Regions from separate parts of the Homo sapiens genome. Here all the other regions are linked to region 1. Evidence: chromatin loops called from intact Hi-C (ENCODE). Cell type or tissue: PC-9. All regions are shown on one strand.

The links. A loop is a pair of places that touch in the nucleus more often than their neighbours do. Peaks named below come from ENCODE experiments on the same cell type or tissue, not always from the same donor. Only the 100,000 strongest peaks of a DNase experiment are listed, where the experiment ranks them.
Region 2: a loop joins it to region 1, with 8 times the contacts of the local background. A loop is called at or near these places in 14 of 110 quality-filtered maps.
Region 3: a loop joins it to region 1, with 18 times the contacts of the local background. A loop is called at or near these places in 42 of 110 quality-filtered maps.

Annotation. Positions count from the first base shown.
Region 1 is chr3:185,495,085-185,503,084 of GRCh38, reverse strand. TMEM41A (transmembrane protein 41A) reads left to right here and starts at 4,050. Exons shown (of 5, transcript NM_080652.4): 1 at 4,050-4,242; 2 at 6,104-6,257; 3 at 7,770-7,931. The coding sequence starts at 4,124. It overlaps TMEM41A-DT (TMEM41A divergent transcript), which reads right to left and starts at 3,936. Exons shown (of 3, transcript XR_924792.3): 1 at 3,315-3,936. RefSeq lists a silencer at 3,929-4,068. In PC-9, a CTCF peak has its summit at 4,630; DNase peaks (open chromatin) are centred at 4,034, 4,494 and 5,334; H3K4me3 peaks cover 2,749 bases; H3K27ac peaks cover 1,870 bases.
Region 2 is chr3:185,276,935-185,284,934 of GRCh38, reverse strand. LOC124900548 (a long non-coding RNA gene) reads left to right here and starts at 2,078. Exons shown (of 2, transcript XR_007096203.1): 1 at 2,078-3,025; 2 at 4,611-8,000. It also overlaps a transcript of MAP3K13 not described here. RefSeq lists enhancers at 1,523-1,812, 1,873-2,012, 1,363-2,069, 1,644-2,843 and a silencer at 3,887-3,966. In PC-9, CTCF peaks have their summits at 2,256, 3,798 and 3,998 (motif pointing right); DNase peaks (open chromatin) are centred at 1,204, 2,024 and 3,974; H3K4me3 peaks cover 2,659 bases; H3K27ac peaks cover 1,532 bases.
Region 3 is chr3:185,555,658-185,563,657 of GRCh38, reverse strand. No RefSeq gene overlaps it. Among named protein-coding and RNA genes, the nearest start is that of LIPH, 7.1 kb to the right of the region's middle. RefSeq lists enhancers at 1-97, 98-711. In PC-9, a CTCF peak has its summit at 4,445 (motif pointing right); DNase peaks (open chromatin) are centred at 3,197, 4,377, 4,607 and 5,077; H3K4me3 peaks cover 3,724 bases; H3K27ac peaks cover 5,807 bases.

The DNA.
Region 1 (8,000 bases):
ACATTTCTTTTTTTCTGTTTCTCATCTCACAAATGAAACAGTGCATCTTGTTCTCTTTCACTGTTTCCACCATTTCCTTACCAGGCTCCTGATTTCAGTCTTCTTTCTCAAAAGGGTAGTGCATGGTAAGACATTTGGGCTCTGCTGTTTGCGAGGTGTGTGACCTCTGTTGCTCTGTTGACTTCATTCTTCCTAAGCTTCATTTTCCCAGGCTATAAATGTGGGACTGTTAAGAGTTCCTACTTTAGACCGGGCATGGTGGCTGAAGCCTGTAATCTCAGCACTCTGTGGGGCCAAGGCAGGAGGAACACCACAGGCCAGAAGTTCAAGACTAGCCTGGGCAACACAGTAATACCCTGTCCCTCAAAAAAGAGTTCCTACTTAATGAGGGTTGTTATATGGAATAAATAAATATATAATAGAATAAATAAATAAATAAATAAATAAATAAATAAATAAACAAATTGACAAGGCAAAACTTATTCCACTTCAGCAAAGCAAGTGTCAATATTCTACTTATGGATGAGTGGAGGAACACATGTTCAGATGAAATCACTTGTGCAAAGTGATTTCACTTTTACTTTTAAAAGTGTAAAAGGCTTAGTATGGGCCAGGTGCGGTGGCTCACGCCTGTAATCCCAGCACTTTGGGAGACTGAGGCGGGCAGATCATGAGGTCAGGAGATCAAGACCATCCTGACTAACACGATGAAATGCTGGCTCTACTAAAAATACAAAAAATTAGCTGGGCGTGGTGGCACACACCTGTAGTCCCAGCTACTTGGGAGGCTGAGGCAGGAGAATCGCTTGAACCCAAGAGGAGGAGGTTGCAGTGAGCCGAGATTGCACCACTGCACTCCAGCCAGGGCAACAGAGCGAGACTCCATCTCAAAAAAAAAAATGCTTAGTATGGGGTCTGGAGTGTACTAAGTACTCAATGAAAGTCAGCTGCTGTTACTTTCCCTCTCTTGTGGTTTCTAGGAGACCTTCTCCCCTCCCCTCATTTCAACTATCTCCTGTAGAATGACCTCCAAATCTGAATGTTCGGTCCGAGCTCCAGAGTGTCACCTGCATGTCGAATGGCAGTGAAGGGCAGAGGAAAAAGCATGGCCGCACATGATGGCAGACAAAGGCTTGTTCCTGTTCAGCACTAACAGCTGTAAACTTTGCACAAGTGATTTCATCTGAACATGTGTTCATCCACTCATCCATAAGTAGAATATTGACACTCGCTTTGCTGAAGTGGAATAAGTTTTGCCTTGTCTATTTCATCCATGGCACTTACCATGCTCTAGAATGACATCTTTCCATGCTCTTCCCCAGCTGAAATGAAAGTGAGGTCCTTGCCAGCAGGAGCCTTGCCTCCTTTCTCCTCACTCTATTCCTTGCCCCAGCAGTCTCCTAGCACAGGCTCAGTAACATCAGTTCCTCATTCACTTTCTCTCCTCCTATATCCCTTTGACTTCTCAAGGTCAGTATGTATCAAACCAAACAACTAATCATTGTCTTCACTAGACCTGACCCATGAATTTAACAAACAAGTATTAAGTGCCAGGGTTAAGGGTTGAGACAGAAAGAAGATAGTTGAGACATTGTCTCATTGATGGAAATGTTCACTGTCTACTAGGGAGATGGATAATGACACTGGAATATGTATTTGTGACAGGATTAGAGACATTTCTCAGGGGGCCCCAAGCATAGAGAAGGAATGATTCTGACTATAGGGGTTGGAAAAGCCCTCTCAGAGAAGGTGATAATTATCCTGGGTCCTGATGAAAGAGTAGAAATTTGCCAGGCAGAGAAGATTGACAGATGGCTAGAAGAGTGGTGTGATGGGGCATGAACTAACATGGTGTGTTCAGCTGGAATGGAGGGCTGACACCATTTTCCCCCATTTTCTTAAGTGGAAATTTGACACATACACAAGAATAGAAAAAAAAATAGTTTAACACCCAAATAGTATAAAACACCCAGGTGATCACCCAGCTTCAACAACTATCAGCTCATGGACAATCTTGTTCTACCTACATGCTTACTCACTAAACCCCCATACCATTATTTTGACACAAATCTCAGACATTGAATAATTTCATTTGTAAATAATTTTTGGTTCTACATGCTATAACAATTCTGTGAAAAAAATTTTAAATAAATAAATACTTTGGTATCTTAAAAAGTTAAAGTATATCCTCTTTTTGTCCTTAAAAAGGAGTGATACATAGCATACTCTAACACTGCAACTTGTTTGTTTTATTTGTATCTTAGCCATCTATCTGGTGACCACACTGTATCAGGATATGTAGAATTGCTTTCCTCTTTTAGGAGGCTACCTAGTATTCCATTTGTGAATAGTTAACCTAGCCAGTCACCAGCTGATGGGCATTTAGGTTGTTCCCAATCTCCTAACATAAAAACAAAGCTGAGAGAATACCCTTAAATATACATCTTTGCTACCTATGGGGATTCTTGGATGTGGAATTAAATTCCAGTACATTCTTGGATGTAGGTTACATTCTTGGACGTAGAATTGCTGAGATCTTGTGCACATGGATTCTGAAAGGTGCTCCCTATTTGGCCCAACAGGTGCTTTAAATGATAGGACAAGGATGCTTTCTCTCTGTTGTCCAGGCTTTTGACACTTTGGAGTTCTCTTTCTGTCCCTTCCTTCGTTTACTCAGTGACATATCATACCAATCCAACTACCCCCAGCCTCCTCCCTCCATGTCCACTGCTGTGGTCCTGGGTCAGGCCTGAGTGCTTTCTTTCTTTCTTTTTTGAGACAAAATTTCGCTCTTGTCGCCAAGGCTGGAGTGCAGTGGTGCAATGTCGGGAAAGTAACTGCAACCTCTGCCTTCCAGGTTCAAGCGATTCTCGTGCCTCAGCCTCCCGAGTAGCTGGGATTACAGGCACATGCCATCATGCTCGGCTAATTATTGTATTTTTAGTACAGACGGGGTTTCACCATGTTGGACAGGCTGGTCTCGAACTCCTGACATCAAGTGATCCGCCCGCCTGGGCCTCCCAAAATCCTCGGATTACAGGCGTGAGCCACCATGCCCAGCCAGGCCGGCGTACTTTCTTATCAGGACAGTTGTGGCTATCAAGTCAGCACGTATTCTAATCATCTGCCAAAGCGAACATCCTAAAACAGGAACGAAATCATTCTCTTACTTAAACACCTCTGTTGGTGTCTCATCTACATTATTAAAAATCTAACTCCTTAGCCTGCCTTCAGTGCACTCTTGTTTGTCCCCAGATTCTCACTTATTTCTCATATACCTTAGGCTTCACTGAAACTGGATTCTGGTGCCTTACCTGGGACCGTGTTCACCCATTCCCTTCTTTTTCTGCTTGAAGAAAAGTGTTGCTCATCCTTGAAGGTAAACTTAAACTCCATGTCCTCCATAAAGCCACACAGTGTTAAGGGCCACTGGTTTTGGACTCAGGTTGACTTGGATTCTTATACTGTCTCTCTTTTGGGGGGATGTCATTTAATTCTTCTGAAACTCAGAGTTTTCATCTGTTAGAGAAAGACAAAAATACCTACCTTGGAGGATGATTGTGAGGCTCAGGGATGCGGGAATATAGTAGGAGCTGAATTAAAAGCAATTCTGATTATTTCCGTGGTCACTATTGCCGCCCCACCGCACTTGATTGCAGCCCCTGGTGCTACACCAGCTACATTTGCTTTATGTGACAGCAGGTTGTGGACAAGACTGCCTTGATCTCTAGACTGCAAGCTCGCTGTGGGCCGGGCTCACGATTCACCCCCGGATCTCCCAGCCCTGGCACCAAGCCGGCACTGGGGGCGCGCCATGCCTGCAGAATAAGTGGGGAAAGCGACAGGGATAAACGTAGAAAAACAAGCACAGACAGACGGAGAGAGGGCAGACTGGGAGGCAGGTTTTTCCCGGAGTCTCCACCGAAGGACAGAGAGGGCGGAGTCAGAATCGGGGGCGGGGGCCTGGCTCAGGAGGTGGGGCCTGGTTCGGAGGCGGGTCTCGGCGCGGACCCCTCCCTGGTCCGTCAGTGAACGTGCTCCGCGGGCTCAGTCCGCCCGCCGCTGCGTCCCGGAGTGCAAGTGAGCTTCTCGGCTGCCCCGCGGGCCGGGGTGCGGAGCCGACATGCGCCCGCTTCTCGGCCTCCTTCTGGTCTTCGCCGGCTGCACCTTCGCCTTGTACTTGCTGTCGACGCGACTGCCCCGCGGGCGGAGACTGGGCTCCACCGAGGAGGCTGGAGGCAGGTGCGTGGCGGGAATCCGGGTTCGGGTCAGAGGAAGGGAGCCGGGTCCGAGGACCGGGGCTGGGAATCGGAGATTCGGAGATTCGGGTTCCGGTATCGGAGGCGTTGGGAATTGAGGTTCACTTATCGGACTGGAATCCGGGTCTGGTATCCGGGCCCGCGTCCGCACGGTCTCGGACAGAAGGGTGGATGGGAGCCCGGCTCCGGGCCTGACTGGGACCTGTGTGGTGCTGGCTGCAGGGTGTGCAGGGCGTCACGCCGCGGTGCCTTTGGTTGGGTGGATTTGCCGAGGGAGACGCGGCGCTGAGCCTGCCCGCGCCGTTGCTTTCCCAGTCCCAGCCCTGGGCCCCATTTCCAGCCCACCTTCGCCCCCGTGCGGGCCCCCAGCCTCTTCAAGTCCACTTTCAACTGTCTCTCCTCCTCCCCACCCCACTTACGTCAGGTCTGCCCTTGAGACTTTAGACATTAGATCTTCAGGAGAAATATTGCATAGACAACTTTAAATTATTCACGAATTAATTATCGACTCTGCCCGTCTTCCTGGTTGTCTCTACTTTTACCTTTTTTTTTTTTTTTTCTGAGACGGAGTCTTGCTCTGTCACCCAGGCTGGAGTGCAGTGGCGCGATCTCGGCTCACTTTAACCTCCTCCTCCCGGGTTCAAGCGATTCACCTGCCTCAGTTTCCCAAGTAATTGGGACTACAGGCGCGCGCCACCACGGCCGGCTAATTTTTGTATTTTTAGTAGGGACGCGGGGGGGGGGTCTCATTATGTTGGCCAGGCTGGTCTCGAACTCCTGACCTCAGGTAATCCGCCTGCCTCAGCCTCCCAAAGTGTTGGGATTACAGGCGTGAGCCATCGCGCCTGGCCTCCTTTTCCCCTTCTAATGAACGACTGGTCGAGGCAGGAGGCAGAGCAATACTTACCTGGCCGGTTTTTGTGAGTGCTGCATACTCTTTATAAAGTGCATGGAAGTGTGCCTAGTACAGCATTGCGTGGTTAAGGGAATTACTGATATTTGACTATTAAGGCAGCTGTTTTCAGTTACTGTATTCTTTTGCTGTAGCTAAGAAGGCTCTGCTGTGGGTGTCGGACATACCGAGAGAAACTCTCGTGAGAAGTAGGAGGGTTTGCTCATGATTAATCAGTGATGGATTCAAGGACTGTTCAGATGGCAGAGGCAAGATAGCCTTGCTACTATAACCCTTGGGCAGGATTCAAAGTGCATTGAGGACCAGATTAAGAGCAGAGTTAAATAGTAGGCTCTTTGAAAGGGTTCGATTCAAGCCTGACATATTATCAAAAAAGTTACATTTATCCTATGGGATAGATATACTTTCCTGAAGAATCTCTAATTGGCTTTATAGTGAATGCTAAAAAGTCGTTTTACTTGGCACCTCAGGAACAGTTTGAAGTCTGAATTGTTCTTGGTTTGTGGGGGAGGCAGTGTCCTTGAAAGGAAGGCAATTTGAGACATTTAGAACTTGCCTGGAAATGAATCCATTTGCCTCTTAAGAACAGATTCTAAAATCCCAGAGCTAAAGGGGAACTTAATGACTGTTTAGCACCAACCTCTCACTTTTTAGATAAGGAAAGAGACTCAGGGACTAGTCCAAGGACGTAAAACAGAAAGTAGCAGGGTTGGGATGCTAACCCAGGTCTCTTGCTTCCAAACTAGGGCTCTCCTGTCTGTCTCCGCAACGTCGTATCAGGTCATCTGTCATTGGGAGTGTATGTGTTCCCAGCAGATCAGATGATGGGCATATTTATAAACCTACTCTGAAAAGAAGACACAGCGAGTGACTTTCATGGGCACTGGACTGATCTGAACTCATGTTTCCATCTGCTTTTCCAAATCCCCAGGTCGCTGTGGTTCCCCTCCGACCTGGCAGAGCTGCGGGAGCTCTCTGAGGTCCTTCGAGAGTACCGGAAGGAGCACCAGGCCTACGTGTTCCTGCTCTTCTGCGGCGCCTACCTCTACAAACAGGGCTTTGCCATCCCCGGCTCCAGCTTCCTGGTCAGTGTCCTGCCCTCCCTCCAACCCTGTTTCCTTATCTGTAAAATTTGGATACTCCCCTGTAACCTCATGGGATTGTTGTGTGGGGATGATTAAAAGTGACAGTGGGTGTATCGGGGCTGGCACACAGTGGCCCTCAGCACTTACGGAGGGATTGAGCACCGAAGTGGGAGACACTGACAGCTTCCTTTTGTACTGCTTCCCTCTCCCACCCCAGCCTGTTTCTCTCCTCTAGGCTGAGGCTGGACCTGCTCAAACAGTTTCCTTGTCGGAAACTAGAAGAAAAGCAAACATGTCCAAGAGAGGCAGGGGAGGTGTGTGGGGCTCGGGGTCAGGGGCTGACTCCTTGAGGCTGCCCTGTGTCTGTCTTCTGTCTTGAACTGATCCCTCTTCAGGGCAGAGAGCCAGCTGCTGCTTGGTGGGGGCTCCACATCCAGACCTGAGGGTGAACCCTGACTCTGCCTGCTGTGCTCTTGGGGAGGATACTTAATCTCTCACCTGTAGAATGGGGCAAGGATGGCATGACTCAGGGATGTAGTGAGGATTACACAGGACATGTAGTCAAGCACTTAACACAGTGCTTAGCGGCTCCCCAGCTTCCCACTTCCAAGGCTTCCTTTTACTTTCTCTCTTGGATCCCATGTTTTGTCAGGATGATGTCTACCAACCAAAATGCATTTAGGAAGTATTGGTTCACTTTTCCCTTTTTCTTAAACCAAGACATCTTCAAATGTCTGCTAGAGCTCTGGTCAACATGGAACCCCGGTATTAACATACTGCATAGATGTAATTCCAGCAAAAAGCAAAGAAACAAGACATCTTACATAGCTTGTGTGGTCTTACCAAGGGAAAATTCATGGTTTGTGTTCATCTTTTGAAATAGTAAAAATAACTCGTGAGTTTCATTTCTACTTTCTTGGAGCCCCAGTCATTGCAGAATCTACCACAGCCACAGATCCCATTTCATTCTCTCCTGCCCCCTGAGGCTTTTATCCTTATCCTCATTTTCAAGGTGAAGAGACTGACGGCAGGTGTAGTTCCCAGCCTTTTCATAATTTTTCATTCACCTCTTTAAATGGCAATTGGGACCTGGGGCAGTGGCTCACGCCTGTAATCCTAGCACTTTGGGAGGCTGAGGTGGGAGGATCACTTGAGTCCGGGAGTTTGAAACCAGCCTGGGCAACACAGTGAGACCCCATCTCCACAAAAAATTTTAAAAAGTGGGTGAATGTGGTGGTGTGTGCCTACAGTCCTAGCTGCTTGGGAGGCTGAGGCAGGAGGATCGCTTGAGTCCAGGAGTTCGAGGATGCAGTGAGCTATGATCATGTCACTGTACTCCAGCCTGGGTGACAGAGCGAGATCCTGTTTCTTAAAAATAAATAAATAACGCAATTGGGTTTTAGCTGGAAAAAAGCAGTGAAGGAGGAGGGAACCTATGACTCTCAGGCTCCAAGATGACGTGCCTGGTAGCTGCCAGATGTTCACATGCCTGAGGGTTTGTTTTATTTGCAGAATGTTTTAGCTGGTGCCTTGTTTGGGCCATGGCTGGGGCTTCTGCTGTGCTGTGTGTTGACCTCGGTGGGTGCCACATGCTGCTACCTGCTCTCCAGTATTTTTGGCAAACAGTTGGTGGTGTCCTACTTTCCTGATAAAGTGGCCCTGCTGCAGAGAAAGGTAAGGGGAGGGGTCACATCTGAGAGCTGGGACCCCAGACAGTCGCTACGTGCATGGCCTTGAGAGAAG
Region 2 (8,000 bases), 220 kb after region 1:
CATTCACCTCACTGGACTAGGTAGTAATTCATGCCAAGATTTCATTACATAGCCTGACGACAGTCTCATCTGCACTTTTTTTCCATTTGACAACCAAAACCAATCTGGTTACAGTAGTTGTTTTTTAGGTCCCTGCCCACTTTTTATCACATTTTTAAAATTAATTTTTATTTTTTAAATTTTATTTATTTATTTATATTTTATATTTATTTATTTATAGTTCCTGAGGAGTTAACTCTGTCGCCCAGGCTGGAGTGCAGTGGCACAACCTCTGCTCCTGCAACCTCCCCCTCCCGGCTTCAAGCGATTCTCGCGCCTCAGCTCCCAAGTAGCTGGGATTACAGGCTCGAGCCCCGCCCGGCTAATTTTTTCCATATTTTTAGTAGAGATGGGGTTTCACCATGTTGGCCAGGCTGGTCTCGAACTCCTGACCTCAAGTGATCCGCCCACCTTGGCCTCGCAAAGTGCTGGGATTACAGGTGTGAGCCACCGTGCCCGGCCCCACACTTTATCACATTTAAGACACCTAAGCAAGTACTTCCAACAAAGGAAACAGTTTAATCTTCTTTTGGGGACCCTCTATTAATACAACTGTTCAGAAGGAGTTAACCTTACTTATAAACACCAGCTGTAATCTCTGGATTTTTATAAATTACTATTTTCATTTTTATAATGGAAAATATAAGATATATTCTCAATTATAACATATTTTTAGTGAGTTAAAATTCTCACATCTCAAATGTAAGTAGTACACTTACTTATAAGATAAGGAAGAAAACATTAAGAAAAAGGAAAGTGGCCGCGCGTAGTGGTTCACGCCCGTAATCCCAGCACTTTGGGAGGCCGAGGCTCTACTAAAAATACAAAAATTAGCTGGGGGTGGTGGCGCGTGCCTGTAATCCCAGCTACTCGGGAGGCTGAGGGAGGAGAATCACTTGAACCAGGGGGTCGGAGGTTGCAGTGAGCCGAGATCGCCACTGTACTTCAGCCTGGCGACAGAGCGAGACTCCGTCTCAGAAAAAAAAAAAAAAAAAAAGAAAGAAAGAAAGAAAAAGGAAAGTAAGTTTACTTTGCTTAAAAGAAAGCATTAAGAACAGTCAGTGCTACAACAGCAGTTTATTTACAACGGTCCAACTCCTCCCTGGTATCATTTCCCTACAAGTTCTTCCCAGAAAAGTAAAGGAACCTGAAAGAAGCCAAAGTAAATGACTCATCCTCTCCACCCGGATAAGAATACTAAGACACATTTCTGAATTTCAATAACCATAAAAAACAAAACTAACAAAAACCAACAATGTACTGGGTATCTCCTGCACCAGCATCCTCATAAACCCCTGGTTAGCAAACTAAACTGGAGTCATTTCTACATTCAGAGGTTAGAATACTGAAATTTGGGAGAGGTTCTGCCGGGAAGCCAGAAACAGGTTGGTTGGTTCATTCATTCATTCATTCATTCATTCCTTCGACAACATCTAAAGCATGCCTACTTGTCGCAAGGCACTATGCTACGAGTTAAGAGACAAAAAGTCGAGGTCCCTGTCCCCTATTAGCAGAACAGGTCGGGGTAGGTGAACCCTAGGTCAACTCATCTCAGTGCCCCAGGCTCCGTCTCTCCAACATAAGCGCCAGTGATCGGAAACCCATGACCCCCAGCCATGTCTGATTCCTAGAAGACTCAACCTGTCTGTATTTCCTCGACGACTTCGGGCCCCAAGACCAAGTTCCCAAGAGTTCTCCATATCCTCAACCCCTCAGAGAGTCTAATGCCAAGGAGCCTTTTCTTCAGCCGCCACCTAATGCTGTCCATTACCTAACCTGTGTCCACCCGCGCTTAGGGCCCCGAGCGATCTAGGCCATCAACTCCAGCTGCCACCCTCGCCCCCCGTTCAGATCCGCCCGCAGGTTACCTGTCGGGGATCCTAGGCTCCCAGCGCATCCCAGACGCTCCGCCCCACCCATGGCGTCACCCTCCACAACCAGGTACCGCCTCCCGTGCGTAACTTCCTGTGCGCCACGTCCGGCCGGAATTCCACCGGACCCGCAGTCCCGCTGAGCGCCCGACTCGGCTAGTGACGTCACTTCCGACCTGTCTTTGAGTTCACCTGGCATCCTGATGCGCTCCAGATCTTGCTTGTCGGATTTTATTTCGCCGGTTTGCTTCTCCGCCTGTGTATCTAGCCTGGAAAAGTGCATGTTATCTTTTTGCAAACTTCTTTAGCCTTCTTTTCGGCAGCCACTTCCCTCTGCTCCTTCTGTAGCTTGGACTCATCACTGGTCAAATTCACCTGGCCTCTTGGAGAAATCATGATTGTTACTATGATTTTTCTTATTTATCTACCTAGTGGAGTGCTAAGAGTGCAGGCAGTGAGGTTGTGCTATCTGGTTTCAAGTGCTGCCTCTCACTTCTAACAGTGTTACCTGGGCATGATACTTAACCTCTCTGTGCCCACTTCAAGTGTGAAACATAATACTAGTACCTAGAAAATAGGACGATTGTATTACTTGAGATAATACGTGGAAAGCACTGGCATATTGAAAGCATTCGATGAGTGTTAACCATTACTTTTTGCACTACTATGCACTCTTATTCCCTGTTGGAACATACCTGTGCTTAAGGACAACTGGAACCAGATTTCCTGCTACCCTTTATGTCCCCCCTACTTTTTTTTATGTTTATGGATACTCGGCTTTTAATTAATTGATGATGCCTGGCACCCTCTTCGGAACTGTGAGCCCCTCCAGACAAAGTTGGAATCTTATATAGAAAACAACTTTAACCCTGCTGGAAATAACCTGCTTAGTTATTGTGCTAGTTAATGGGGGAAAGTTGAATAAAACCCAGGCCCTACCCTCAAGAACGTGGAGATACTCAATAAATGATAGTGGGAGGAAGGAAGTCAACCCAGGAAAAAGCAGAAGGGACCAGCTGAGCTGAAGATTTATCTTTGCCCAAAAATTTCGCAGAATGACAGAACTGAAAGGAACTTTTAGAGGCAATCACTTAGTCAACCTCTTGCTGTTACAGGTAAGGAAAATTGGATCCAAAGAAGCGTCTAAATGTCACACAATGAGTTTCAATGCTAGCACCAAAAGTAGAGTCTCAAAATGCTTGCCACCTCTCCCATTCCCAAAATCTGCCTCAAAATGTTAATAAGGTAAGGGTAGATTCACTTTTAAATCCTTCCCTCTCAAGTGAAAAGGATTAGGAAAATCCCAGTCCTGGAGAGACAAGGGCAATGTAACCTAGATGCCGCCTAATTGTGATGAACATCTGAATGTTTGGTGTGGCCATTGCATTCATTTGAAACACAGTATTTCCGTTCCCCTGGCAAACTTCTTATATTTACCCAGAAATAAAGAGTAAAGTATCAGCTCCTGTGAGCTCTACCTTCAATTTTAACTGGCTGGACAGGAATAAGTAACAGATCCAACAAACTCCAGAAGGTAACATAGACTCTGAATGTACGGTCAATGATGTGGCATAATTGCATTTAGTTTAATTGGAAGCAATTTCTCTTAATAACTATTCAACCTTTGTTTAGGAATATGACAGAGCTAGCATAGGCATTATTATTATTATTATTATGGAAATGTTGGTAGTGGGACCATGTAATGGAAAATAATTCAATGTTAATATTATCTCATAGGCCCATCTTGTTCCCTCATTCAACCAATGGCACTTTTTCTCCTTTGATACTAATATACTATAACTTAATACAACTAAATACAAAACAGGATGATACTTTAATCAAATTTAAAATCATTTGAATGACATATTTACGTTTCAAACAATCACAATTTACGCAGGTCTTAAAGTCAACTTGTTTGGGTTCTATGCCAAGCCCTGCTATTAACTAGCCATATGACCTTAAATCACTTTACCCCTCTGGCCTTAATTTCCTGTTTGTTCCATAGAACAAACCATGTATTAATCTGTTTAGTAGAAAACATGCATGTTACTTATCACTGTGACCACTAGATGGCAGGTGTTAAGGGACTCTTTTCCTTGCTTCCTTCTGGCTAAACAAAAACGTCATTGTCCAGTACCACCTATCTGAACAACTGCCTATACTAGTGATGATTGAGTATCCCAAGACTTTGAGAGAGGATACTCTCTAGAATGTTGAATGAATGAATGTTGAATGTTGAATGAATGAAAGGATTCCAGTATTTGTTCTGGGCCATCTATCCCTTACTACTGCCACCCCTGCCCCTTCTATTAAAACAGTTCCTCTTTTTAAAGCTATGGTGGTGGAAAGAGGAAGAAAAGATGAGATAACATAAAGAGGAGTTGGATTAGGAGGAGAACGGAGAAGAAGACATTGTATTGCATCTCAAAGTAAACATTGGTGCACTATGGTATTTTTGGATGGAATAATATGTCTAGGACTTATTTTAAAATAATACACGAGGGTATCAGATGATAACTATTGGTCATATATTGATATTGTTGTTTCATTATATTCTTGTCTCTCTTTTTGTGCATGCTGGAAATCTTCCTTAACACAAAGTCAAAAATAAGAGATCATGAGTGCATTTCTCTTTCTATAGACAAGATTGAATTCAAACTAGCCCACTGAATCTCAGGATGTTTTTGCCTGATGTTACAGAAAACTTGTCACAGATTGAGTATTCCAGATTGGAGATGAGAAGATTTTTGTTAGGAATGGAGTGGAAGCAGGATTGTTCAGAGGAAGTAGTTGAACTGCTATTCAGGTCCAGCAAATCCTCAGCCATCCTGGGAGGGAGCTTTAGAGTAAGTATTGCCCATCAAGAGTATCGTTGTCAGGCTAAAATAGCCAGCCCCTTATGCTAGATGCTGTCTGCCCTAGAAAGGGTGTAATCTCAAGCAAGGTGGCCTTCTGCAGCAGAAGCAGACCCTGAAGAAAATAGCTGGGGGCTGCCTGCTAACCGCATTCCCTGCACCTGGGCAGCAAGTGCTTCCTTGAAAGGGAATCTGGGCAGCGTATCTTTGCATCTTCCACAAAATGCAACACAAATTGGCTTAAACAATAAGGGCATATCTTGACTTCTATAACTGGAGTATTATGACAGGCATCAGGGTTGGTTGCCTCAGCAACTCGACGATATCATCCAGGACCCATATTTGTTTCTGTCTTGCTCTGCCTTCAGTAGCATCTGCTTCCACTTACGGCCAGCTTTCCTTGAGATGGCAAAATCGCTCTAGCAGCTTGTGTTCATATCTACACACTGTACACACCCTGAGGGGATGGACACACGTTCAGTGCAGGCATACCTCATTGTATTGTGCACCACTTTCTTGTGCTGCTCAGATATTGCATTTTTAACAAATTGAAGGTTTATAGCAATTTTGTGTAGAGTAAGTCTGTCAGTGCCATTTTTCTAACAGCATATCTCTGTCACGTTTTGATAATTCTTGCAGTATTTCAAACTTTTCATTATTATTATGTCTGTTACAGTGATCTGTGATCAGTGATCTTTAGTGTTACTATTGTAATTGTTTTGGGTCACCATCAACCATGCCATTAAGACAGCAAATTTAATTGATAAATATTGTGTATATTTTATTTCATCAATGGGACTTTCCCCCATCTCTGTCCCTCTCCTAGGGCCTCCCTATTCTGAAACAAAACAATATTGAAATTAGACAAATTAATAATCCTACAATGGCCTCTAAGTGTTGAAGTGAAGAGTCACATGTCTCTCACTTTAAACCAAAAGCTAGAAATGGTAAAGCTTAGTGAGGAAGACATATAGATAGCCAAGATGGGCCAAAAATTAGGCCTCTTGTGCCATATAGTTAGTCAAGTTGTAAATGTGAAGGAAATTAAAAGTGCTACTTAAGTGAACACACGAATGATAAGAAAGCAAAACAGCTTTATTGATGATATAGAGAAAGTTCTATTGATCTGGATAGAAGATCAAACCAGCCACAACATTCCCTTAAGCCAAAGCATAATCCAGAGCAAGGCCCTAACTCTCTTCAATTCTGTGAAGGCTAAGAGAGGTGAAGAAGCTTCAGAAGAAAAGTTGGAAGCCAGCAGAAGTTAATTCATGAGGTTTAAGGAAAGAAGCCTTCTCTATAACATAAAAGTGCAAGGTCAAGCAGCAAGTACTGATGAAGAAGCTGTAGCAAGTTATCCAGAAGATCCAGCTAAGATTATTGATGAAGGTGGCCACATTAAACAACAACAGATTTTCAATAAAACAGCCTCCTATTTTAAGAAGATGCCATTTAGGACTTTCATAGCTAAAGAGGAGAAGTCAGTGTCTGGCTTCAAAGCTCCAAAGGACCTGCTGATTCTCGTTAGGGTCTAATGCAACTGGTAACTTTAACTTGAAGCCAGTGCTTATTTGCCATTCTGAAAATCCTAGGGTCCTTAAGAATTACGTTAAATCTACTCTGCCTGTGCTTTATAAGTGGAACAAAAAAGCCTGGATGATAGCACATCTGTTTACAGCATGATTTACTGAATATCTTAAGCCCACTGGTGAGATCTGCTGCTTTAAAAAATAAAATTCCGGGCGGGCGCGGTGGCTCACGCCTGTAATCCCAGCACTTTGGGAGGCCAAGGCGGGTGGATCACGAGGTCAGGAGATCGAGACCATCCTGGCTAACACGGTGAAACCCGTCTCTACTAAAAATACAAAAAAAATTAGCCAGGTGTGGTAGCGGGCACCTGTGGTCCCAGCTACTCGGGAGGCTGAGTCAGGAGAATGGTGTGAATCCGGGAGGCGGAGCTGGCAGTGAGCCGAGACTGCGCCACTGCACTCCAGCCTGGGTGACAGAGCGAAACTCGGTCTCAAAAAAAAAAAAAAAAATTCCTTCAAAATATGGCAGCTCATTGACAATGCATCTGTTATCCAAAAGCTCTGATGGAGGTATACAAGGAGATGAATGTTATTTTCATGCCTGCTAACACAGCTTCCATTCTGCAGCCCATGGATCAAGGAGCAATTTCAAATCTCAAGTCTCATTATTTAAGAAATACATTTCAGCCAGGTATGGTGGTTCATGCCTGTAATCCCAGCACTTTGGGAGACCGAGGTGGGCAGATCACCTGAGGTCAGGAATTCAAGACCAGCCTGGCCAACATGGTGAAACCCCATCTCTACTAAAAATACAAAAATTAGCTGGGCATGGTGGCGCATGCCTGTAATCCCAGCTACTCGGGAGGCTGAGGCAGAAGAATTGCTTGAACCCAGGAGGTGCAGGTTGCAGTGAGCCGAGATCGTGCCATTGCACTCCAGCCTGGGCAACACAGCGAGACTCTGTCAAAAAAAAAAAGAAGTAGAAATACATGTCATAAGCTATAGCTGTCAATAGATAGTGATTCCTCTGATGGATCTGGGCAAAGTAAATTGAAAACTTTCTGGAAAGGATTTACCATTCTAGATGCCATTAAGAACATTTGTGACTAATGAGAATATTTGACAAATTTGAAGAGTATTCTGAACAAACAACATAGCAACTAGAAATACCTTACCATATGAGAAATGATAGTCCCTGAGAAAGCCCCTAAGAGGAACAGCTTAGGGCAGACTTGTTAGTATCTTTAAATATTTGATGAAAGACCATTCTATTAAAGATAAATTTAATGTATAATGCTTGAGTAGGTAAAAATATCAACATTAATAAGAGTTTGGAAGTTTGGAAGAAGTTGATTCCAACCCACATGGATAACTTGAGGGGTTCAAGACTTCAGTGTAGGAAGAAAGTGCAAATGTGGTAGAAATAGGAAGAGAACTAGAATTAAAAGTGGAGCCTTAAGATGGGACTGAATTGTTGCAATCTCATGATAAAATGTGAGGGAATGAGGAGTTGCTTCTTATGAATGAGCAACGAAAGTGGTTTCTTGAGATGAAATCTACTTCTGGTGAAGATGTGAACACTGTTGAAATGACAACAAATGATTTGGAATATTACATAAACTTAGTTGACAAGGCAGCGGCAGGGTTCGGGAGGATTGACTCCAATTTTGAAAGAAATTCTCCTGTGGATAAAATGCTACCAAACA
Region 3 (8,000 bases), 61 kb before region 1:
TTATAAATCTCATATTAATCCCTGTGTGCCTGTTTTGTCTGTTGTTAGTCTGCAGGTGTACCCAACAGCTCCAAAGAGACAGCGACCATCGAGAACGGGCCATGATGATGATGGTGGTTTTGTCGAAAAGAAAAGGGGGAAATGTGGGGAAAAGCAAGAGAGATCAGATTGTTACTGTGTCTGTGTAGAAAGAAGTAGACATAGGAGACTCCATTTTGTTATGTACTAAGAAAAATTCTTCTGCCTTGAGATTCTGTTAATCTATAACCTTACCCCCAACCCTGTGCTCTCTGAAACATGTGCTCTGTCAACTCAGAGTTAAATGGATTAAGGGCGGTGCAAGATGTGCTTTGTTAAACAGATGCTTGAAGGCAGCATGCTCCTTAAGAGTCATCACCACTCCCTAATCTCAAGTACCCAGGGACACAAAAACTGCGGAAGGCCGCAGGGACCTCTGCCTAGGAAAGCCAGGTATTGTCCAAGGTTTCTCCCCATGTGATAGTCTGAAATATGGCCTCGTGGGAAGGGAAAGACCTGACCGTCCCCCAGCCCGACACCCGTAAAGGGTCTGTGCTGAGGAGGATTAGTATAAGAGGAAGGCATGCCTCTTGCAGTTGAGACAAGAGGAAGGCATCTGTCTCCTGCCCGTCCCTGGGCAATGGAATGTCTCGGTATAAAACCCGATTGTATGCTCCATCTACTGAGATAGGGAAAAACCGCCTTAGGGCTGGAGGTGGGACCTGCGGGCAGCAATACTGCTTTGTAAAGCATTGAAATGTTTATGTGTATGCATATCTAAAAGCACAGCACTTAATCCTTTACCTTGTCTATGATGCAAAGACCTTTGTTCACGTGTTTGTCTGCTGACCCTCTCCCCACAATTGTCTTGTGACCCTGACACATCCCCCTCTTCGAGAAACACCCACAGATGATCAATAAATACTAAGGGAACTCAGAGGCTGGCGGGATCCTCCATATGCTGAACGCTGGTTCCCCGGGTCCCCTTCTTTCTTTCTCTATACTTTGTCTCTGTGTCTTTTTCTTTTCCAAATCTCTCGTCCCACCTTACGAGAAACACCCACAGGTGTGTAGGGGCAACCCACCCCTACAGGTACATAACATAAAATACAGAAATGGCAAAAGATAAAGCCTACCTGTTAAACTAAGGCATGGAAGGGATGGATATTTTAAGTGATTTTTACTATATTTTGGCCCTTGAAAGTCATTAGAATGTGACTGCAAGTCGCCAGGATAATAAACCTGCATTGAGTTAGCTTAAGTGTGTAGAAAACAGAAAAAAAAAAAAAAAACTTTAAAAAATGTCCTTTGGTGTTGGCCATTTTCCTGCATCAGCCTTTAGCTGGAATGTCTTAGAAGTGAGCTCGGGAAAGTAGGGTTGTGGCTGGTTTCTTTTTATTCGTTCTGGGCTCCTTAGGCAGCTTCTATTTTTAATAGCCTGCCACTTGTTGCTGTCCTTACCCTAAGAGGAAGGAAGGAAGACTACAAGTGGCAGTAAGAGGCTAGAGAATGACAGGGTGGTAAAGTGTGTGTGTAAGCGCGGAGGCTGGAGGCAAGAGAGTAACAGGCTGGGAGAAAACCACTCCCCTTATCTTCTAGGCCACCTACGCCTGGAGCCAACCCTGTTAGGTAAGGTACTGAAAATGTTCTTTTTATTATTTTTACCACCCCCAAGCAGAGGGGCTTAGGGGAGGAGCACACATGCAGCACAGGGTCTGCTTTGAAGTTTCTTAGCCACAGTGTTTTTAAACATTTTATAAAAAAGCAAAACAAACATTCCTTACTGCTGTGTCTGTCTTCTGAAGATGACAGCAGCTGGCAGAGCTCCTCCACCTTAGCCTAGTTAGCATTTAATATATGGCTACAGGAGAGCGCCCCTTATTAGCGGGCTCCTCCCCCAGGGCTCTGTACTCTAGGCTGCTTCACACTCCTTTGCCCACCTTAGGCTAGTAAGGTTGGGGTGCACATGGACTGTTTTTTACCGCTTTCCCTAGGGGGCCAGGGAAGACAACAAATTGCTTGTCAACTGAGACATGCGAGGGGTGGCAGGGAAGGGCAGAAGTAGGAAAAGCAGCAGCAGGCCACTTCCTGGGCACAGTTACTAAGGCACGTGACCGTGGTGAGGCGGATCCTCAGGACCTGGCTGGAGCTGCCTGCTCTGTGCCTTTTGGCCTCCCCTCCGTCACCATAAACCCAGAAAGGGGTAACCTGCCCAGACTGCCAGTGACCAAATGGGCACTCCCTGGCATCTTAGCAACTCTCCTGCCCCAGGCCTCTGTAGGCAGCAAGAAAGCTACAGCTAGCTGGAATAAAACCCAGGAGGCAGCATGCAAACTCCCCTCGTACTCCAGAAAAACAGAAAAAAGACAAGGCCAGAAAGGCTGATGCTGGAAATAGGAAATGGGAACTTGCATATTAGGAGGACAATCATAATCAGCCACTTTCCTTCCCTCCTGGAGGCACCCCTCCAGCAGGGAAGTTGGTTGAGAGACGTGGTCACCCGATCATACCGATGTTCGCTGACCAGGGGGTCTTATCTAAGAACTGTCCCTTGGGCGGCCTCTAGTCTCCTTAAGGGGGATGGGAGGTGCTGTTGGCCGAACGAACGGGGCCAACAAACGCAGGTCCCTTGAAGGGTGGAGGAAAGGAGGGCAATGGGTTTTCTATAGGGGGAGGAAAAGGCTCCGGTCGCCTTATCCTTACTAGAAAAAATGTCCTCCTTAGGCCTCTCTACAGAAGGGAATGAAGTAGAGAGAGGAGCACTGCCCCGCCCCCGCTGTTCTGGTTCCTGTCTTTCCTCACTAGAAAAAATCTCTTCCTTATTCCCCATAGAAGGGAATGAAGTGGAGAGAGGAATCCCTCCCTTTAAATCTTCTGAATTATTTTCAGGTGGAGATAATGGGCCGTCTAACCGCGATCTGGCAGATAAAGAGGATACAACGCAGAGTGTACCAGCGCCCAGGTGGTCAAAATAGTAAAATTAGTAAAATGACCTTGCTCATATCCTCTTTTCAGGCAGCGACCTACCTGCTCCCATAGCTCTAAATCTAAGGTTCCTTGATCAGGAAACCAAGGACATTCCTGCCGAATTAAAAGCATGAGCTTGTGTAGAGCTCCAGGCTCTACAGTGCACTGGACAGCCTTAAATAGCTGTTGCACTGTTTTAAAAATACTTTCTGGGCCGGGCGCAGTGGTTCACACCTGTAATCCCAGCACTTTGGGAGGCGGAGGCGGGCGGATCACGAGGTCGGGAGGTCGAGATCACTCTGGCTAACGCGGTGAAACCCCGTCTCTACTAGGCTGGCAGGCGCCTGTAGTCCCAGCTACTCGGGAGGCTGAGGCAGGAGAATGGTGTGAACCCGGGAGGCGGAGCTTGCAGTGAGCGGAGATCGCGCCACTGCACTCCAGCCTGGGCGGCAGAGCGAGACTCCATATCAAAACAAACAAACAAACAAAAAAAACTTTCTGTTCTTTGGTCATTTCCTGACCCATGATAACTCAACACCTGATATTTTACGTGTGGGTCGTGTCCTCCTGATAGGAGTCAGGAATCTCTCCCTTTAAATCTTCTGAATTCTTTTCAGGTGGAGATTCACCGAAAATTGATGAGCTCTCCTCCTTCACACGTAACTTTAAGGCGATCATGTCGGGGACACCACTTGCAGAGCTTATAGTTTACAATGAATGCCACGAAATGGGTTCTCAGACAATTCCAGCTGAGCGGGGCGGGGGGCAGCTCTTATTTATTTTTTAACTATACTTTAAGTTTTGGGTTACATGTGCAGAACGTGCAGTTTTGTTACACAGGTATACACGTGCCCTGGTTTGCTGCACCCATCAACCCGTCACCTACATTAGGTATTTCTCCTAATGTTATCCCTCCCCTAGCCCCCCACTCCACCACAGGCCCCGATGTGTGAACAGACGCTTCTCAAAAGAAGACATTTATGCAGCCAACAGACACGAGAAAAGATCATCACTGGTCATTAGAGAAATGCAAATCAAAACCACGATGAGATACCATCTCACGCCAGTTAGAATGGGGGGTGGCTCTTCTTTTTTTTTTTTTTTTTTTGAGACGGAGTCGCTCTGTTGCCCAGGCTGGAGTGCAGTGGCATGATCTCGGCTCACTGCAACCTCTGCCTCCTGGGTTCAAGCAATTCTCTGCCTCAGCCTCCCGAGTAGCTGGGATTACAGGCACCTGCCACCACGCCCGGCTAATTTTTTTGTATTTTTAGTAGAGACGGGGTTTCATCATCTTGACCAGGCTGGTCTTGAATCGTGATCCACCCCTCTCCGTCTCCCAAAGTGCTAGGATTACAGGCGTGAGCCACCGCGCCCGGCATTGCGGGGTAGCTCTTCTAAGAGAGTCCGCCCCGGCATCCGTCCGCCAAGTATTTATTGAAAGGGCTTGTTAAACCACAAACATCCACTAGATGGCGTTTTTGAGGTCGGGTCGTGAGGCACCTGTGGCCTTGTAAAAGCACTCAAACTGCATTCTCAGGAGGCTGTTTTCAGCGTTCCTTATCACACCACACACTCCACTCCCTGTCCTGTTTTCAGGGTCGAGTTTCATTCTCATGCACAAATAACATACACACAGCGCCTCAGTATTTTTCCATGCCCCGACCTCAAATGCCTTGTACATAAGCTTGACTATGTTGCCTTGCGCCCCCCACAGTTGGCATCACAGGCATGAGCCACCATGCTGGCCTATATTAGCATTATTATTACCATTTTCATTGTTAATGTGTCTATCTTCTTGAGGGAAGGAGCATGTTCTATTTCTTCCTTATTTCTTGTACTGAGAGCTCCAGAAATGTTCCATAAATGAGGGAATGATGAAATGAAACAAATAAATGGAATTGGGGAAAGTTACCCTTATCTCTTTGCAGGATATGAATTGAAGAAACCCACTTATCTTTCCAAACTTGGACTGCAAGTGAGAAATGGCAGGGTCACTGATGTGGAAGGGAAGACCAAAGGGTGTTATAGTGAGTCATATACCAGCTTGGAGCCCTAGACCTGGGCGGGTGGGGACGTAGGTCACCTTTCTTGGCTGTTGAAACAAATGAGAGTTATAAAATCTCCACCCCTTAGTTCCATTACACTTCATACCTGTTTTTCCTGTCCATGCGTTTGGAAGCTTGCCTGTACCTTTTAAATATGTTCTCTGTAGCAAGTGACTTCTAGGTTTAATAAAGAAGAAGAAAAACCCATAGGTTTCTAGATTGGAAACTAGGAAAACTGTGGTATTCTTGAGTTGTAATCAGGAGGTCATAGAATTGAGAAAATAGTAATTAACTGATTGGAAATGAAGAAATGCTTTTTCTTAGAATACTTTTGAATAAATTATTTCAAATGATTATGAGTTGACTCATCTTTTAAAATTGTGGAAAAGTTCTTTTTTTTTTTTTTTGAGACTGAGTCTTGCTCTGTTGTGCAGACTGGAATGCAGTGGCGCAATCTCGGTTCACTGCAACCTCCACCTCCCGGGTTCAAGCGATTCTCCTGCCTCAGCCTCCCGAGTAGCTGGGATTACAGGCGCCTGCCACGATGCCCAGCTAATTTGTGTGTGTGTGTGTGTGTGTGTGTGTGTGTGTGTGTATATTTGAGACGGAGTTTCACTCTTGTTTCCCAGGCTGGAGTGCAATGGCACAACCTCAGCTCACCACAACCTCTGCCTCCCAACCTCTACCTCCTGGGTTCAAGCAATTCTCCTGTCTCAGCCTCCCAAGTAGCTGGGATTATAGGCATAAGCCACCACACCTGGTGAATTTTTTTGTATTTTTAGTAGAGACGGGATTTCATCATATTGGTGAGGCTGGTCTCGAACTCCTGACCTCAGGTGATCCACCCACCTCAGCCTCCCAAAGTGCTGGGATTACAGACATAAGCCACCACGCCCAGCCTGGAAAACTTTATTTTGAAATAATTTTTGGGTCGGGCCTGGTGGCATACACCTGTAATCCCAGGACTTTGGGAGGCCGAGGAGAGTGGATCACCTGAGTCCAGGAGTTTGAGACCAGCCTGGCCAACATGGCAAAACGCTGTCTCTACTAAAAAATACAAAAATTAGCTCTGCGTGGTGGCACATGCCTGTAATCCCAGCTACTCAGGAGGCTGAGGGGCAGGAGGATAGCTAGAAACTGGGAGGCGGAGGTTGTGGTGAACCGAGGTTGCACCACTACACTCTAGCCTGGGCTACAGAGCAAGACTGTCACAAAAAAAAAAAAAAGAAAACTAAAAGAAAATAAAAATAATTATTGGTTCTCAGAAAGTTACAAAAATAGGTGCAGTGGCTTGTGCCTATGGTCCCAGCTACTCAGGAGGCTGAGGTGGAGGATCAGTTGAGCCCAAGAGTTGGAGGTTGTGGTGGGTGACAGGGTGAGACCTTGTCTCAAAAAAATAAAAAATCAATATAAAAATAAGCAAAACAAAAAAATTGACCCTGGTTGACAATCCACAGATCTCATTTAGAGTTTCACATGTAAATGTGTGTAGTTCTGTGCTATTTTATCACCTGTCCACCACCACATAGCCACTACCACAATTAAGATACACAATTATTTCATCACTAAAAGATGATTTTTTTTTTTTTAAGATGGAGTCTTGCTCTTGTCACCCAGGCTGGAGTGCAATGGCACAATATCGGCTCACTGCAACCTCTACCTCCTGGGTTCAAGCAATTCTTCTGCCTCAGCCTTCCGAGTAGTTGGGATTACAGGCACCTGCCACCACACCCAGCTAACTTTTGTATTTTTAGTAGAGTCGGGGTTTCACCATGTTGGCCAGGCTCGTCTCCAACTCCTGACAAAGGTGATCCACCTGCCTCGGCCTTCCAAAGTGCTGGGATTACAGGCATGAGCCTGGCCAACTAAAAGATTCTTCTACAGTCAAACCCATTCTCCTCTCCTCCCTGCCTCTCCTCTCCCCATTCTCGGGAATGTTTTATGTTTTCTTATATTTGATATTTCTCACTATTGCAAAAAAATAAGGGACAGATTCTCCCATCGATTTTTGTGCTGTTCTGAAAGCCTAAAATAGAAAGGAGCACGTTAAGAAGTTAGAGACCTTCTGTGCCCACCAGCAGGAAAATCGTTAATAGTAACACAAAGAGGCCAGGCACGGTGGCTCATGCCTGTAATCCCAGCACTTTGAGAGGCTAAGGCGGGAGGACTGCTTGAGTCCAGGGGTTTGAGACCAGCCTGGGCAACACTGTGAGACACCATCTCTACAAAAACATTAAAAAATTAGCAGGGCATGGTGACATGTGCCTGTGACCCCAGCTCCTCAGGAGGCTGAGGTGGGAGAATCCCTTAAGCCCAGGAGGTCAAGACCAGTGAGCTGTGATGGAGTCACTGCACTCAAGTCTGGATGACAGAGTGAGACCCTGTTTCAAAAACAACAACAACAACAAAAAGTAACACAAAGAATCCTCCCAACAGAAATGATTCCCTTTCCTATAATTGGATAGTTTCCAGGAAAATGTACATTAGCTCTGTGTAGATAAGCACTTGGCATGGTACTTAAAACTCACAGGACCTAACAAATATTTATCAGGCAAGTACACTGATTGAACAGGGAGCAAGGAATTCCCTAACAGGTTCCTAAAAGAGATGTGAAACAAGTCTCCATTTGTTCCAGAGGGCAGTTGTTTTCAAATTAGTAAAGCTTACAGCAATAAAAGCAAATTTTTCTCTAAACTAAACAAAAGCTGAGCGAAAAATAGACAGGCTAACAGGCCATCTATTTGGTTTTTCTTTTTTTTTTGTTGTCAAGACAGAGTCTCACTCTGTCGCCCAGGCTGGAGTGCAGTGGCGCGATCTTGGCTCACTGCAACCTCCACCTCCCAGATTCAAGCGATTCTCCTGCCTCAGCCTTCCAAGTAGCTGGGATTATAGGCGTTTGCCACCACGCCTGGCTCACTTTTGTATTTTTAGTAAAGATGAGGTTTCACCATGTTGGCCAGGCTGGTGTCG